Linked DNA regions of Homo sapiens: region 1 is linked to region 2. A link is a loop called in an ENCODE intact Hi-C map of the cell type or tissue named here. Cell type or tissue: PC-9. All regions are shown on one strand.

What was found. A loop is a pair of places that touch in the nucleus more often than their neighbours do. Peaks named below come from ENCODE experiments on the same cell type or tissue, not always from the same donor. Only the 100,000 strongest peaks of a DNase experiment are listed, where the experiment ranks them.
Region 1: it touches region 2 in a loop (7-fold over the local background); 3 of 110 quality-filtered maps call a loop at or near these places.

The regions. Positions count from the first base shown.
Region 1 is chr16:50,308,419-50,316,418 of GRCh38, forward strand. It overlaps ADCY7 (adenylate cyclase 7), which reads left to right. Exons shown (of 26, transcript NM_001114.5): 17 at 249-374; 18 at 1,130-1,228; 19 at 2,269-2,462; 20 at 3,275-3,368; 21 at 3,618-3,773; 22 at 4,472-4,618; 23 at 5,540-5,644; 24 at 5,874-5,988; 25 at 6,596-6,720; 26 at 6,941-8,000. The coding sequence ends at 7,087. It overlaps BRD7 (bromodomain containing 7), which reads right to left. Exons shown (of 17, transcript NM_013263.5): 17 at 7,539-8,000. Among named protein-coding and RNA genes, the nearest start is that of MIR6771, 20 kb to the left of the region's middle. RefSeq lists enhancers at 1,420-1,714, 5,014-6,213. In PC-9, no CTCF peak of the experiment used is centred here; no DNase peak of the experiment used is centred here.
Region 2 is chr16:50,020,742-50,028,741 of GRCh38, forward strand. It overlaps CNEP1R1 (CTD nuclear envelope phosphatase 1 regulatory subunit 1), which reads left to right and starts at 4,484. Exons shown (of 6, transcript NM_001281789.2): 1 at 4,484-4,599; 2 at 5,655-5,726. The coding sequence starts at 4,575. RefSeq lists enhancers at 751-1,257, 4,173-4,674 and a silencer at 4,488-4,797. In PC-9, CTCF peaks have their summits at 4,255 and 4,464; a DNase peak (open chromatin) is centred at 4,390; H3K4me3 peaks cover 2,375 bases; H3K27me3 peaks cover 1,209 bases.

The DNA of each region.
Region 1 (8,000 bases), 290 kb after region 2:
GGGAGCTCTGGCCCCGCGGGCCCTCCCTCCCTGCCTCAGGACACCTGCCTAGGAGCCCTCCCTGGTGAGCTTGGCTGGGCTGAGCCCCTGCTCTGGTCAAGGTTGGGTGCCCATCTCTCCTGCCTCGGGGACAATTTCCTGAGTGCCCTGGAGGCTTCTCCCGAGGATACCCCTCCCCAGGCTGCCAGCGACCAGCCCTCCTTGCCCAGGCTGTTGGCTCTGGGTGACTTGACCCTGTTACCCCACAGAGGTGCTGCCCAGCTCGGGGGACGCTCTGCACTATCTCTGAGAGGGTGGAGACACAGCCCCTGCTGAGGCTGACCCTGGCCGTCCTGACCATCGGCAGCCTGCTCACTGTGGCCATCATCAACCTGGTGGGTCCCGTGGTGGGGAGGCAGGCCTCCGGGGTAGAGGGAGACCTCCAGATTTGGGACGCCTACAATGTGGCCTTAAAAGCTGCCTCTGGTTGTCCTCTCCCCCGAGCTCAGCAGGTGGATGTGGGGGGTTCCCCTTTGTACACTCAGGGCTCCTCACCTTTGGGTTCTCAAATGCGGACTTTGGGGGCCCAGAGAGCTTGTGTGGCCAGCTCCAGGAGGATGTGATGCCTTGAGCCACCACATCCTGACATCCCATTCATTCTTCACGGCCCTTCTGAGACTCAGTTTCCCCTCTCAGGGATGAACCCTTGCTCCTCTGCTGGGGCTCAGAGGCTCAGTGCTGCAGAAAGCAGCCTGCGGGACACTTGTCCACCTCTCTCCCAGACCCCGCATCCTGGGCTAGGGCCTCTCCCTCACCTCTCTGCCCCGGACCCTGGGTTTTTGGAATGTGTTCCTGTGACCACCTCCCTCAGGGTCACCTGGGGAGGCTGAAAATGTTGGTCCCGGCCCCTCCCCCTGGCTGCTGCCGCTCTGGGGGTGTCTGCACCCTCATCTCCTAGCCCCTCTGCCCTCTGAACCTGACGGCTGCTGTGGGGAGTCGGCACGGCGGCTTGAGCCGTGCTCAGAGCTGATCCCAACGTGAAACCTCAGGCTGCTGTGATACTCATGGTTGCCTGGGGCCCACCTTGCATGGCTTGGGCAGGTTCCAGCGTTCTTGTCCCTGGACTGATGGGGACCTGTCTCCTCTACAGCCCCTGATGCCTTTCCAAGTTCCAGAGCTGCCTGTTGGCAATGAGACAGGCCTACTGGCCGCGAGCAGCAAGACAAGAGCCCTGTGTGAGCCCCTCCCGGTGAGTGCGCCGGGCCCGGCTCCGTGGCCTCATTCAGAGTGGGGCTGCTGCTGCCAGAGGTGTAGTTTGGACCCTCAAAGCATGGGTGCTGACCCCTGAGAGCACAGCATGTGGAGGCTGAGAACAGCCTCTCCTGCAGAGCTGGGAAAGCAGGGTCCCATGGGCCCAGCTGGCCTCTGGCCCAAGGGAGTGAGGAGTCCTGGCCTTGGCAGGCTTGGTCTAGGCTGTGTGGGTAGGCAGGGAGTGAGGGGAGCATCTGGCCTTGTGCGGGTCTCTGGTCAGGGCACTTCCTCTCTGACAGGCCTGTCACTATTTTATACACGAGTATGCACAGCTCAGGGAGGGGCTTCATTAGGTGATGGCGCCAGGGCAGGCCCAGACAGGCTGATGGCAGAGGTCAAGGTCTCTGCCTGGAGGGCCTTGCAGACAGCAGACTCTGCAGCTTCAGAGGCTGGCAGTGCAGTGAGCTGGGCTCTAAAAGGCAGAAAGGTTCTGGGACAAGGGACAGCATGGGAAAAAGCCGAGGCGTGTGTTGGGAGCAGTGGGGTTTTGGGTGGGTTGTCTCCTGGAGAGGGAGTGGGGAGAACTGGGAGATGGAGCCGGGGGCAGGCTTGATCCAGACTGGGAGGTGCAGGAATGCCGGGGTGTGAAGAGCGTGGTCTTTATTCTGGGGGCTGGGGAGCCACAGCACAATCTTGAGCAGGGCAGAGGTCCTTTGGGAGGGTAAGCTCACAAAAACTCAGGGAGGCAGCTTGGATGCATGCACGCTCCGGCCTTGACCTTGACTGTGGTCTGTTGTATCCACAGCACCTGCATACTGTTTTTTCCCGTTTAAATGAGCTCACTTCATAAGAAATAAAACTACAGTGAAAACAACACTGGACACTCTTAGGTCTCATTGTTTTTTGTTGAGAAGGGAGGTGGTAAGGCAAGAGCGTGATGCTGAGGTGCAGGGAGTGGGGCTCTGTGGTATGTGCTGGGCTGGAGGCGAGAGTACGTGGTGGGGTGGCCCTGTCCTGAGTGACACCCTGCCCCCTCAGTACTACACCTGCAGCTGTGTCCTGGGCTTCATCGCCTGCTCGGTCTTCCTGAGGATGAGCCTGGAGCCAAAGGTTGTGCTGCTGACAGTGGCCCTGGTGGCCTACCTGGTGCTCTTCAACCTCTCCCCATGCTGGCAGTGGGACTGCTGCGGCCAAGGCCTGGGCAACCTCACCAAGCCCAACGGCACCACCAGGTGGGGTCCCGCCCGTCCCCGTCCCCATCCCCATGGTGGCCTGTTCATCTGGTGCCTGCCTGCTCGCACCAAGGGGCTTCTGTGTTCATGGGGAGTGGGCACCTTGCAGGGCGGGGCTGGCAGATGGTGTCCAGCGCTCAGAGCCGAGGAATTCACTGGCAGGTTCTTTAGGAAGTCCCTAGTCTGACAGAGGCCACCGGGTCATCCTGTTTCCAGGCCAGTCTAGTGGTGGGGAGGGAAGGAGGCTGCAGCTCTAGCTCTGTGCCTCTCAAGGCCACATCCTGGGTCTCGAGTTCTGGAAGGAGCAGTTGCTTCCATCTCTTCCTGGACAGGTGGTGATACCTGAGGCTGGCAGGGCTGGGGTGTGTGGTTCTAGGGGTTCTGGGTCCCAAGTGGATTAAGGAGCGGACCTGGCCCCCCTAAACAAAAAAGCTGGAAGCCTGGGACCCAGAACAGAACCTGCTCCTGTGGGTCTGCCCCGCACCTGCAAAATCCTTATGCCACCCATCCACCCCACCCCGCCTGCCACTGACCCTGGCTCACCAGTTCTGGGCTCCCTTCAGGCCCTCATCACAGCTGATTCTGGTCATTCAGGGGTGAGATCAGAGGTCTTCCCCACAAGGGCTCCCCCATCTCCCTGCCCACCTCTCCCCTCCCCCCTTTATAATACCCCAAAGTTGTCTTGTTTTCTACCCACCCCATTAGAATCAATTTTCCCCTTTCCCCTGGGTGTGCGTGGCACCTGGAGAGCATGACTCAGTGGGTTGGAGTGGTGAGTGCTGGGAGTGACTTGGGCCTCCCTTCGCATTCAGTGGCACCCCTAGCTGTTCCTGGAAGGACCTGAAGACCATGACCAATTTCTACCTGGTCCTGTTCTACATCACCCTGCTTACACTCTCCAGACAGGTAAGGAGGCTGGCCCCCCCCCCCCCCCCAAGCTCTGCCCACTTTTCCTCACCTCCATCTGGAGATGGGGTGGGGTGGGGTGGGCTCAGGTGGAGTAGCAGAAAAGACTAGAGTCCTGCCAGGAAAGCACTGGTCCCCTGGCCAGAGGCTCCAAGGACGCCAGGGACAGACAGACCTGGCTAGGAGATGCACAGCAGCACGGCTCCCACTTGCCTGTGGACGGGGCGCTTATGTTGCTGCCGTTTGCAGATTGACTATTACTGCCGCTTGGACTGCCTATGGAAGAAGAAGTTCAAGAAGGAGCACGAGGAGTTTGAGACCATGGAGAACGTGAACCGCCTTCTTCTGGAGAACGTCCTGCCAGCCCACGTGGCTGCCCACTTTATCGGTGACAAGTTAAACGAGGTGTGCTGAGAAGGGGCTGGGGCGGGGGCAGGGAGGCGGACGGTCCAGGCGCAGTCCGTAGGGTGAAGGTGTGGAGCTGGAGTGCATGCTGAGCTTGGCTTCCTCAGGTCCTGGCCTCACCGGGATGCCCAGGCGACAATGTATGGCATCAGCTGTGAGAGCATGGGCCTGGGGTCAGGGACCTGGGCTCAAGTGTGGTCGTGAACAAGGCACCTTGCTTTCCCAGGCCTTGGTCTTCACCTCTGTAAAATGGGCTGACAGCCCTTCCCCACAGGCTTGTGGCGAGGATGAAATGTGTGTTCAGGGGTTTGTGATCTGGACATTCTGTGTTGATGAAAATGTCTGTACTTCTACTAGTTATGTGTAGCAAGTTTTCTAGATAGGAAACGGAGGCCCAGTGAGAATGAAGACCTCCCGTTACCCTCCACTACTGCAGAGGTTCTCACCCCATGTGTACATGGAAACACCCATGGTGCTTCTGTGAGCAAAAACCAACCTGAGCCTGACCCTCCCTGGCCACCCAATTCTTAATCACCCGGTAACAGCCACCAGATGAAACTCATGCAGCCCGCCCCCCTCCCCACTCCCCGAAAGCTGGGCTGGGCAGTTCAGCAGTGCCATCTGCTCCTGAGGCCTTGCCACTCTTCCTGTCCCCTCAAGAGGTGAAGTGGTGTAAGGTCCGGTTTCTTCCCATCCAGGACTGGTACCATCAGTCCTATGACTGCGTCTGTGTCATGTTTGCCTCCGTGCCGGACTTCAAAGTGTTCTACACAGAGTGCGATGTCAACAAAGAAGGGCTGGAGTGCCTACGCCTGCTCAATGAGATCATTGCCGACTTCGACGAGGTACAGCCTCTAGCCCAGCCTTGCGCAGCAGCCCCCACCCATGCTGGAGAGGGAAGGGCGGTGGCACCTGCCATCCTAAAACCCAATTTAAAAATGTGACACAGAGCTGGGCAAGGTGGTCTATAATCCCAGCACTTTGGGAGGTCAAGGTGGGTGGATCACTTGAGGCTAGGAGTTCGAGACCAGCCTGGCCAACATGGCGAAACCCTGTCTCTACTGAAAATACAAAAAATTACAAGCTGGGCTTGGGGCGCACACCTGTAATCCCAGCTACTTGGGAGGCTGAGGCAGGAGAATCGCTTGAACCTGGGAGGCGGTTGCAGTGAGCTGGGATCACGCCACTGCACTACAGCCTGGGCAACAGTACACAACTCTGTCTCAAACAACAACAACAACAACAAAAAAAAAACGACGTGGCCCGCCTGGGGGGAACATACATTACACAGAATATAAAGGTACACATTTCTTTTTCATTCTGTTTTATGCAGCAAATAATTCGTTGGCATCTTCTCTGTGATGGGCAGCTTGCTAAGATTAGACTCAGGCCCCTTAGCTTCATTTCCAACTAAGCCCACGCTATCAACCAAGCCAAACAGAGGAAATCAGTTTGGGTTGAATTCTTTGCTGGAGACAAAGAATCTACATTCCTGTGTAGATAATGCTGTGTTTGCTCTGTGCAGACACAGATGGAAGGGAAGAGGGAGACAGTGTGGGGACGGAGACAACAGGAAGAGCAGGAGCCGCCAAGGGCCATGTCCTCACCATGCTTAGTCATGCGCTCAGCTGGCAGGGCAGCCATGAGACGTGTGTGCGAGAGGCGGCGATGGGTGGAGGGAACCCCACACCCTTCCTGAGAAGCAGGGGCAGCCTGGCTGCGGCTATGGAGTGGCGGCTGCTTCACCGCTTCCTTCTTGCCTGCAGCTCCTACTGAAGCCCAAGTTCAGCGGCGTGGAGAAGATCAAGACCATCGGCAGCACGTACATGGCAGCTGCAGGGCTCAGCGTCGCCTCAGGGCACGAGAACCAGGTACTCAAGCCCAAGAGGTGAAATTCAGCTGACTGTCCTCACTTAAAGGTGACCTGTCACCTTACTTAAAGGGTGTGCCCTTATCTCGTCCTGGGGGAGGGGCACAGGTACTTGTAGGGCTCAGCCAGGATTTTAGTGGTGGGGATCCTCAACAAGAGTGGCGCGCCAGGGCCCACTAGGTCTGGGGGCTCTGGAGATGCAAGGATCTGACCCACAGCCTGTCCCGCAGGAGCTGGAGCGGCAGCATGCCCACATTGGTGTCATGGTGGAGTTCAGCATCGCCCTGATGAGTAAGCTGGACGGCATCAACAGGCACTCCTTCAACTCCTTCCGCCTCCGCGTCGGTGAGCCCGGGTGATGGAGCGGGGTGGGGAGCCCCTGCCTCTAGGCCAGTCCACCCAGTCTGTGTGGCACAGCTGCACCTCGCCATCTATTATGAAAGGTTTTAGAAATCCCTCTGATCTGACAAGCTCAGCAGTTGGACAATTATTCTGATGTTTTGCATATAGTTAGCATATAGTTACCATTGAGAGTTTTAATAATACGTAACTACAGAAAATGGAGAACCAAAATTATTGTCTGTAAACAGGTGACCTTAAAATATAGAGAAGGAAGCAAAGTTACTAAACCTAAATAGTTGCGGGCCTGCGCTCAAAGCCAGGCCTTTGTTAATACTTTTAACAAAGTATTCTTTGTTAAAAGAGAGATTAGCAGATACAAGTGTTAACATCAAACCCAGACTTCTGAGTCTGAAAAAGAGCTGGCCGGGGAATGCCCTCCTCATACCCCAAGCCCGACTGCAACGCAGTGACTCTGGGAAGCAACCCAGCCTTCACTCTAGTTGTTTTGTCCCCGCATCCTGTGCTGGGGTATGGATTCTCTGGCCTCCTCTAAGGGCAGAAGCTTGAGGCTTTGCCTGCACGCTTGGGTAACTGTAAACATCATCTTCAGGCATAAACCATGGGCCTGTGATTGCTGGAGTGATTGGGGCCCGAAAACCTCAGTATGACATCTGGGGAAACACTGTCAATGTGGCCAGCCGAATGGAAAGCACTGGAGAACTTGGGAAAATCCAGGTAAAGACCTATTGGGGAAGCAGTTGACTAAGGGGAAAAGATCTTCCCCAGAGGTGAGGGGACTTGGACTTAAGAGCTGCTGTCTCACCCAGCAGCCATGGTTCTAGCTATCACACTCTCCAGGGAAGGCAGACTGCATGCCTGGGCAGTCTCTATCTGTCCCTACCATGACAGGTGTTCTTCCCGCCTCTGAAGACAACAGGTCTCTCTTCCTTTTCAGGTTACCGAGGAGACCTGCACCATCCTCCAGGGCCTCGGGTACTCTTGTGAATGCCGTGGCCTGATCAACGTCAAAGGCAAAGGCGAGCTGAGGACTTACTTTGTCTGTACGGACACTGCCAAGTTTCAGGGGCTGGGGCTGAACTGAGGGCTCCTGCTGGATTCCGAAAAGGCCGGGAAGCCAGTCTCCTTCCCTGAAGCAAGCCCAGGAGAAGACTCTCCGCCCCACGCCAATCCCAAAGGCATGCAGATGGCTGTGCATGTTGGCTTCTTTGGACCTGCACTGGAGGATTTCTCAGACACATGCACCAGATTCTGGCTCGAAGCAGCCACTGAGCCATAATGCGCAGGGGAGGCCAGAAGCTCTGTGCCTGGTCTGTAACAGTTTCCAGGCCAGCTGGAGAATGTTCACTGGTTCGGGGCTGACTTTGAGATCTTTGTTCCCTGAGGTGCCAGGCAGGCAACTTTAGCACATGATGAAAACAGACTTCCACCTCAGTGGCCTGTGGGCACGCACAAGTGAGGTCTGTTTTTCTAGACACCAAGGGGGAGTAAGCTGAGCTGTCTAGCACGGATTGGAGACTCCCTCTCCCTGGTGGGCCTGGCAATGACAGCATTTCTCACAGAGGCATTCTGGTAAATGAAGCTGAAAGGGGTGTTTTACATCTGTAAACGGTTTCAAACAGGTAGAGAGAAAAACACCACAATTAACACTGTTACTTTTTGCCTTGTCTGGCATGTTTGTTTTAAATGAATACATTAATGGGGTTTTTATCCTTTTGAATGACTTTTCAGACACTAGACATAAATCTCTTCCCTCCAGTGTATGCTCTGCCTTTTTAACCACTGACATGTAAGGAGGACTACTGTCTAGCATCAGCTTATGGGGTCAGCTGGCTGTGGGGATAGAGTCCTGAGGAATGTGGTCACAGCAAGAAGGCGGGGAGCAGCAGAGCCTTGCCTTTGAATGAGGCAGCTTGTGAGGCAAGCATTCTGGAGAGAGGTGCTTTGAAAGTAAGGTGCGGCCTTTCACCTCTTCCTTGATTACTCACACATCTTTG
Region 2 (8,000 bases):
TGTCACCCAGGCTAGAGTGCAATGGTGTGATCATAGCTTACTGCAACTTCAACCTCCCAGGCTCAAGTAAGCCTCCTACCTCAGCCTTCCCAGTAGCTGGGACCACGTCCAAATATTATTTTTTTCAGAGACAGAGTCTCACTGTGTTGTCCAAACTGAAATATTTAATATATGTTGAGGGTAGAGCTAATAGGGTTTGCTATCTGATCTGATGTACCACGTGGAAAGAGAGAACGAGAGAGAAGGAATATATCTCCAGCTACAGGGTTCAGGGTTGATCAACTCATCTACTCATCTATAAACTCATCTCTGAAATGAATTTGATAGCACCCCTTGGCTCATAGAGCTGTTGTTGTGACGTTTAAAGAAGATTCAATGCTCCTGAACTAATAAAAGGCAGAGTGGCAACCCCCTAGTAAAAGATAACCAACTTTAACTATTTTATAGGTGATCTCTCTTAGCAGCTGATCTTCATCTTATCATTGCTGTTTTAAGGGTCATTAGTGTTTTGTCTTCTTTTGTTTTTACACTAAACTCTACCTTCATAGACAGTAGGAGTGAGTCTTACAGATCTTTGCATCTTCAGCTCATACTCTAGTGCCTGGAACACGTCTTCCTTAAATATGTGTTACTATCTCCTCCTTGCCAAGTCCCATGGATATGAAGTTCCGAAATCTGTTCCTTTTCATCTCCCCAACTACCTCATGGTCCAAATTCCTTAACCTGACTATGAGACCCTATTTTCCTGTCTCCCTCCCCTATGTCCCCCAATCCCTCTATCCATAAATGTAGACACCAATGACAGGCAAATAACATGCACCCTTTCAAAAGCATGTTCAATATTTATTTTAACACAGTTGAGAGTGAAGGATAGCGAGGCAACACCCCAGGAGGTAGCCCTTACTGTTCCCTCTGTTGTCCCAAGCTCTTGCTAGAAACTTGCACACCCCCCTCAGGCAAACAAAAGCCCTGCAGTTAACAGAACTGTCCCTTTTGAAGGCAAGTCAGCAAAGCCTCCACTCACCACAATGCTTTGCAATGCCCTATTCATCAGTCTGTCTTCACTCCTCACCTCCCCAGGATCTAGCCCAGGAGAGCCTGTCATATAACAGATGTTCAATAGCCATTCTCTAAGCACTGCTGTGTGCCGAAGGGAAATGTGATGAATTAGACTTGGAGATGGAGAAATGGAACATTGAGCAAGAAGTCAAAATGGGTAGTTTGACTTAGGGCTTAAAATCAGGCTATGACAATAATTGTGAGATCCGGGCAAACTGATTTTTACTTTCTCTGTTGTGAAATGGGCCGTGATGACTTTCGAACTTTCAAACTTTTTTTTAAAGTGGAACTCTCGGGTATATGCTTTGTACTGTGATGAGAACACGGTGAGCATGCACACACATCCACACACAACGGAAACAATAGGCCATGAAACCCCACATCCTTACTTCCAATTAGGTTTCTTTTTAGTTTTTTTTTTTTTTTTTTTTTTTTTTTTAGACAGGGTCTCACTCTGTCACCCAAGCTGAAGTGCAGTGGTGTGATCTCGGCTCATTGCAACCTCTGCCTCCTGGACTCAAATGATTCACCCAGCACAGCCTCCCAAATAGCTGGGACCATAGGCACACACCACCATGCCCAGCTAATTTTTTGTATATTTTGTAGAGAGAGGGTCTCACCGTGTTGCCCAGGCTGGTCTCAAACTCCTGACCTGAAGCAATCCATCCGTCCCAGCCTCCCAAAATGTTGGGATCACAGGCGTGAGCCACAGTGCCTGGCCTTAATTCATTAAAAAAAAAATAGTCATCATGTGCCCCATAAATATATACAGCTACCATGAACCCACAAAAAAATTAAAAATAATAATAATAGTCATGAATCAGTACATAGATTTTACAAACCTCTCTAGATTTTGACCCACGGTTTAAAAAATATCACCTGAAAGGGTTAAGGGTGATAACACATGGAAAGGGTTTGGTCCCAAGGAAGGCTCCCTAAGTGGAAAACTGAAAAGTGCTATAGTAGAGGAACCTTCAAAATGAAGTGGTGGGTGGGGGTGTCAATTAATTCTGCTGACAAATGGGAAGGAGGAAGGTTGAGGATGAATTAAATACACAAAATACCAATAGGGGAAAAACTGCAGTGCTGCTTAGAACCTTCTTAGCCCTCATCTTTGCATGGCTGGATTCTTCTCATCCATCTTTTCATTCTCAGCTCAAATGCCTGTGCCTCATGAAGCCCTCCCAAAGCATGAGATCCTGCTAACCTTCCTTTTTCTCACTGTATCCTATTACTGTTACTCCCTCCATAGAACTGTCAACTAAAGGATCATGAGGTTCATAAATCTGGGGAGGAGAGCTTTATTTCTGCTTGTTTGTTTGTTTGTTTGTTTGTTTGTTTGTTGAGACAGGGTCTTGCTCTGTTGCCCCAGCTGGAGTGCAGTGGTGCAATCATAACTCACTGCAGCGCCGAACTCCTGGGTTCAAGCAATCTTCCTGCCTCAGCCTCCTGAGTATCTGGGACCACAGCCACATGCCACCATGCCCAGCTAATTTTTAAATGTTTTTTGTTTGTTTGTTTGTTTTTTGTAGAGACAGAATCTCACTATGTTGCCCAGGTTGGTCTGGAACTCCTGGACTCAAGTGATCCTCCCACTTCAGCCTCCCAAAGTGTTGGAATTACAGGCATCAGCCACTGTGCCTGGCCTAAAGAGGTTTATTTCTGAAGGGTTGGAGCCTGCAGGCTGGCCATCCTTATAGGCTGGGAAGTATGGTCTCTGGCAGAGACCAAAAGCAGGCACTTTGAAGGAGGAAGGGTGAAGCAGGAATTTATGCCAAATGGGTTGGCCAAGTATACATATTTAACAGGTTATAGGAGAAGCTATTCAGGAAAGAGGGGTGCACACATGCATAATAAACAATCATGCATGTTACATGGGTCACATGTTCACTTTGGGGTAGAGACTTAACATTTAAATGCATTACAGTTAGACCCTTTACGTCAAAAGGCGAAGCAGAGAACATAAAGGCACTCATTGTGCAGCCTCTGTAGACTGGCTAGGGCCAATCTATGGTGGGTGGTCTCTTATCAGGAGAAAGTTACTGAAATCAGTCTCTTGTCTAATGAAAGCAGGAGTTATGGCTTGTGGAACAAAGGGATCAGTTAGTCAGTGACTGGTACTTGGTAAGCTGCAATTGTTTTAATATTGCTTGTTTAGCTGCTAGAGGAAAAAAACGAACATTGTGGCAGTTAGAACATCGTTTATTCTTTAAGTGTCTGGGTCTTGAGTGATTTAACCCTTGCCTGGCAGGGCCTTAGGTCTTGTTTATAAGTTGGTATGTTACTGCCACAAAAAAATCTAGCCCATCAGTCTTAGATTCTTTTTTTTTTCTTTTTCTTTTTTGACAGTCTCACGCTGTCACCCAGGCTGGAGTGCAGTGGCTCACTGCAACCTCCGTCTCCTGGGTTCAAGTGACTCTCGTGCCTCAGCCTCCCAAAGAGCTGGGATTACAGGCATGCACCACCACGTCTGGATAATTTTTTTGTATTTTCAGTAGAAACAGGGTTTTGTCATGTTGCCCAGGCTGGTCTCAACTCCTGACCTCAAGTGATCCACGCGCCTCAGCCTCCCAGAGTGTTGGGATTAACAGGCGTGAGCCACCGCGCCCGGCCAGGATCTCTATTTTAACACAACTATTCTTATTTGAAATCAATTACTTATTTGCATGTTTGTTGCCTGCTGTAGCCCTTCCTCTTTGCGGGCAGGAATCCTGTCTACCTGGCTCACACGCGTATCAATACAGTGTCTAGCATGTTAGGCAATAAAATGATTTTGAATGAAAGAATGCCACCAATAAATGAACAAGAAGGCCTTGTGATCAAATACAAATGTAGTCAATCCCTTACAGATCTCTTCTTAAGTTATAGGTATTTGGGCTTACACTTTGCCTCATTTAGGAATTATGAAAGCTGGGTGATGTGAGAGGAAAGTAACCAAGAGAGAAGTGTTTACTTAAGGGGTTGGTTATCTAGGATACCATAATTAAGGAAACTGGTTATTTAGGGTTCTAGTTAGTTCTGTACAGATTTCATTACTCCTTGAGATCCTTGAGGACAGAACCAGCTCTTTGATTTCTGTATCCCTCGCTAGCGACCAGAATAATGCCTGGAAGGTAGTGGGCGCTCAATCAACATTTGACGAATGAAAGAACCAAGCGGGGAACGGGGGATAAATGAATGAACGAACTGGCTCCGGAGGGCTGCAGTTCCTCCCCGGGGCAGCAGGCGACGCCAGCGTTACGCCCGCCTGGCCGCCGGCAGTTCTTGGTCCCTCCGGCTGACCGTCCAACGCTAGGCGCCGAGGCCGGTGCAAGAGACAGCCAATAGAAAGCTGTCTTAGTTGGAGGTCTAGTAGAGGAATCCAATGAGCGTAGCGGGTCTAGGCAAGGGGCGGTGCGACGGGGAGGGGCAGCGGGGAGCGGTTAGAGGTGGGAGTTGGCGCTGCGGGCCGGGCGGGGGCCGCGGAAGCTGCGATGCGGACAGGGCAGCGGCGGTGACCCGAGCTGCCGCCCGACATGAACTCGCTGGAGCAGGCGGAAGGTAGGGTGGGCCGCCCGGGCCCGTCCCCCGTCTCCCCTCGGAAGCTGGCGGTGCTCCGGAGGAGCCGGCGTCGTGAAGACCCCCGCCCCGGGAGGAGGCCGCAGAGGATGGAGCTAGGGGCCCGGAGCTTGGGGGCGCGTAGGCGGCCGTACCTGGCCAGACGCGGGGGGCGGTGCCTCAGCTCCCTGAGTCCCCACAAACCTAGAGGGTCGACCTCCTCGCCAGCTTCTATTTTTATTTTCTTTTCACTGGCAGACACTTGCACTTCGTGCATTGCAGCCTGCTAATTCATTTCATTTCATTCTCACAGCCCCGCGAGTTGTATCCCTGATTCCTGCGGTGGTTTCCGGTAACTGCCAAGGTTAGGAAGTGCTGCTCGGTGTTTTAAAGTTTAAAGCACACCACTGCGGAAAGGATACCCCACCACTCACTCGGAGCAGCTTAGACGCCCCTGTCTTCTAGAACTAGGCGCTGCCTGGGTGCCACGAAGATCACCTGTACCCCTTCGGAGGGGGCAAGGGGAATGTCTTTCCACACCCACTCGCTATCAGTGTCAAGAAGTCTAGTAAGGCCAGACGGCGTAGCCATTAATTAAATATAAGAGCTGGAAACCGGAGGCGGGTAATTGCAGTCAGGTAGACCTCGAAGACTTTGATGTTAGGCACTACGTGGTTCTAATAGGAAGTTCTTGGTTCCCAGAGAGCTAAAACTCGACCTGATTTTAATTTTATTTGCAACCCTGAAAATGTTCGCTTTTGGCGCTGGCCGAGGCTGCTGCTTATTTCTCCCAATACCATTTATGAAGCTTCTAAAAGTAAATCAGCAAGTTTTCTTATATGAGAAATTGGAATTAAAGAGCCCTAATTTTTTGTCAAGTGCTTAAAAAGCTGTCATAGTAAATGAAATAAACAGTGCAGTGATACATGGAAGTTAGTGTGTAAGACCTGAAGCAGTTAAGAGTATCTCACATGTCGTCTTAATGTTAGGTAAATACTCTGACATTTCGTCAGACGAGTAAGAGTGGCTAATTAGAAAATTGACATCTTTATACCTAGATCTCAAGGCTTTTGAGAGGAGACTTACTGAATATATTCATTGTTTGCAACCTGCTACTGGACGCTGGAGAAGTAAGTTCCTGAATGTTATTTTAAGGGAAAACTAACAATTGATACTTTTATCCTAATATAGGAATGATTTGCTTTTATGTAAAATGTTTGTTTAAATTTATTTAACATTGTAGACAATGCCTTATGAAGAAATTTTTAAGAAAAGGAAATTATAACTGGCCTTCTCAAAAGAACAGTCTATTTCGTGTGGTTGTTTTTGTTTTTCCATTAAAAAACATATTTTTTGGCCAGGCGCCGTAGCTCACGCCTGTAATCCCAGCACTTTAGGAAGCCCAGGCAGGCGGATCACCTAAGGTCAGAAGTTCAAGACTAGCGTGGCCAACACGGTGAAACGCCGTCTCTACTAAAAATACGAAATTAGCCGGTCGTGGTGACGCTGCCTGTGATCCCAGCTACTCAGGAGGCTGAGGTGGGAGAATCGCTTGAACCCGGGAGGCGGGGATTGCAGTGAGCCGAGATTGCGCCATTGCACTCCAGCCTGGGCGACAAGAGTAAAACCCGGTCTCAATAAATAAATAATAAAAATATTTAAATTTTTGAATTATTACAGTTTTGATAAAGACATACCTAATAAAAATTTCAGTAGCCCGTTTAGCAGTTTTATAATTTGCCTACAAACTATTGGAATAAAATTTTAGTAAGAAGAGTCATATTAATAGGGCTCAGTGAGTCACGCATATAATCCCAGCACTTTGGGAGGCCGAGGCTGGAGTATTGCTTGAGCATGGGAGTTTGAGACCAGCCTGGGTAACATGGAGAGACCCCATCGCGGTGGCTCACGTCTGTAATCCCAACACTTTGGTAGGCCGAGGCGGACGGATCACGAGGTCAGGAGAGCGAGACCATCCTGGCTAATACGGTGAAACCCCGTCTCTACTAAAAATAAAAAAATTAGCCGGGCGTGGTGGCGGGCGCCTGTAGTCCCAGCTACTCTGGAGGCTGAGGCAGGAGAATGGAGTGAACCCAGGAGGCAGAGCTTGCAGTGAGCCGAGATTGCACCACTGCACTCCAACCTGGGCGACAGAGCGAGACTCTGTCTCAAAAAAAAAAAAAAAAAAATTTAGCCAGGCATGGTGGCACACCCCGAGGTCCCAGCAACTTGGGAGGATCACTTGAGCCCAGGAGGTCGAGGCTGTAGTGAGCTATGTAGTGAGCTAAGTGAGCTATGTTCACTGCACTCCAGCTTAGGGAACAGAGGGAGACCCTGTGTTTAAAAAAAAAAAAAAGTAAAGTCATGTTATTTAATGTATACTTGGAAAAGTTACAAAATTACCCTTAGTTGATTTTTAACAAAGCATAATTGTGCTGCTTTGAAGTCTGACCTAGAAAATTCACATTATTACTATCTATTCATAAGTATCATGAGTGCTACAAAATATAATTTGAACAGTGCTTACTTGCCCATGGAAATACATAGGAAATGTGGACAAATATATGAGCCATGAGATCATCAAACAAAATGCTTTGTTAATATGTGTTTGGAATAGTTTTTATTTGTTTTTGTTTTGGAAATGGAGTCTAGCTCTGTTGCCCAGGCTGGAGTGCAGTGGCGCCATCTTCGCTCACTGCAACCTCTGCCTCCCGGGTTCAAGTGATTCTCCTGCCTCATCCTCCCTAGTAGCTGAGATTACAGGTGCCCGCCACCACGGCAGCTAATTTTTTTGTGTATTTTTAGTAGAGATAGGGTTTCTGCATTTTGGCCAGGCTGGTGTCAAACTCCTCACCTCAGGTGATCCTCCCATCCTGGCTTCCCAAAGTGCTAGGATTACAGGTGTGAGCCACCACGCTGGGCCAAATAGTTTTAATTTCCTAGATGGTCATTATTTAGATTTAATTCCTATCAAGAAGGAAGTGTAGTAGCACACATTGAGGATTTACTTTATTTCAAAGTGTAAATCAGTTTGCTGGACCAAAAAAGCACTATTGAAGCTAAGGATCTAAGGATCTGGCAAGATTTTTTTGTATAATTTTTATTAAATCTATTTGCAAAGTTTTATTAGTATGCTGTGAGAATTCTGGTTGGTCAGAATTTACAGGTAATGATTTTCCTAGGTTCTCTGGTTTACCTAGGAATTATCCCCAAAACCTATGTTTCACTGTTACTTGAAAATCTTTTAAAATGTATATGATACTGCCCTATCTTATAAAATGTGATATAAATATACTTTACTTTTTCTCTGACTCATGGTCTTAGCACTTACTTGGTTAATGAACCAGTCAAATAAAGCATGTGTATGAGGTCCTTTCTAGTGTATTGATTTTGCTTTTTCTTAT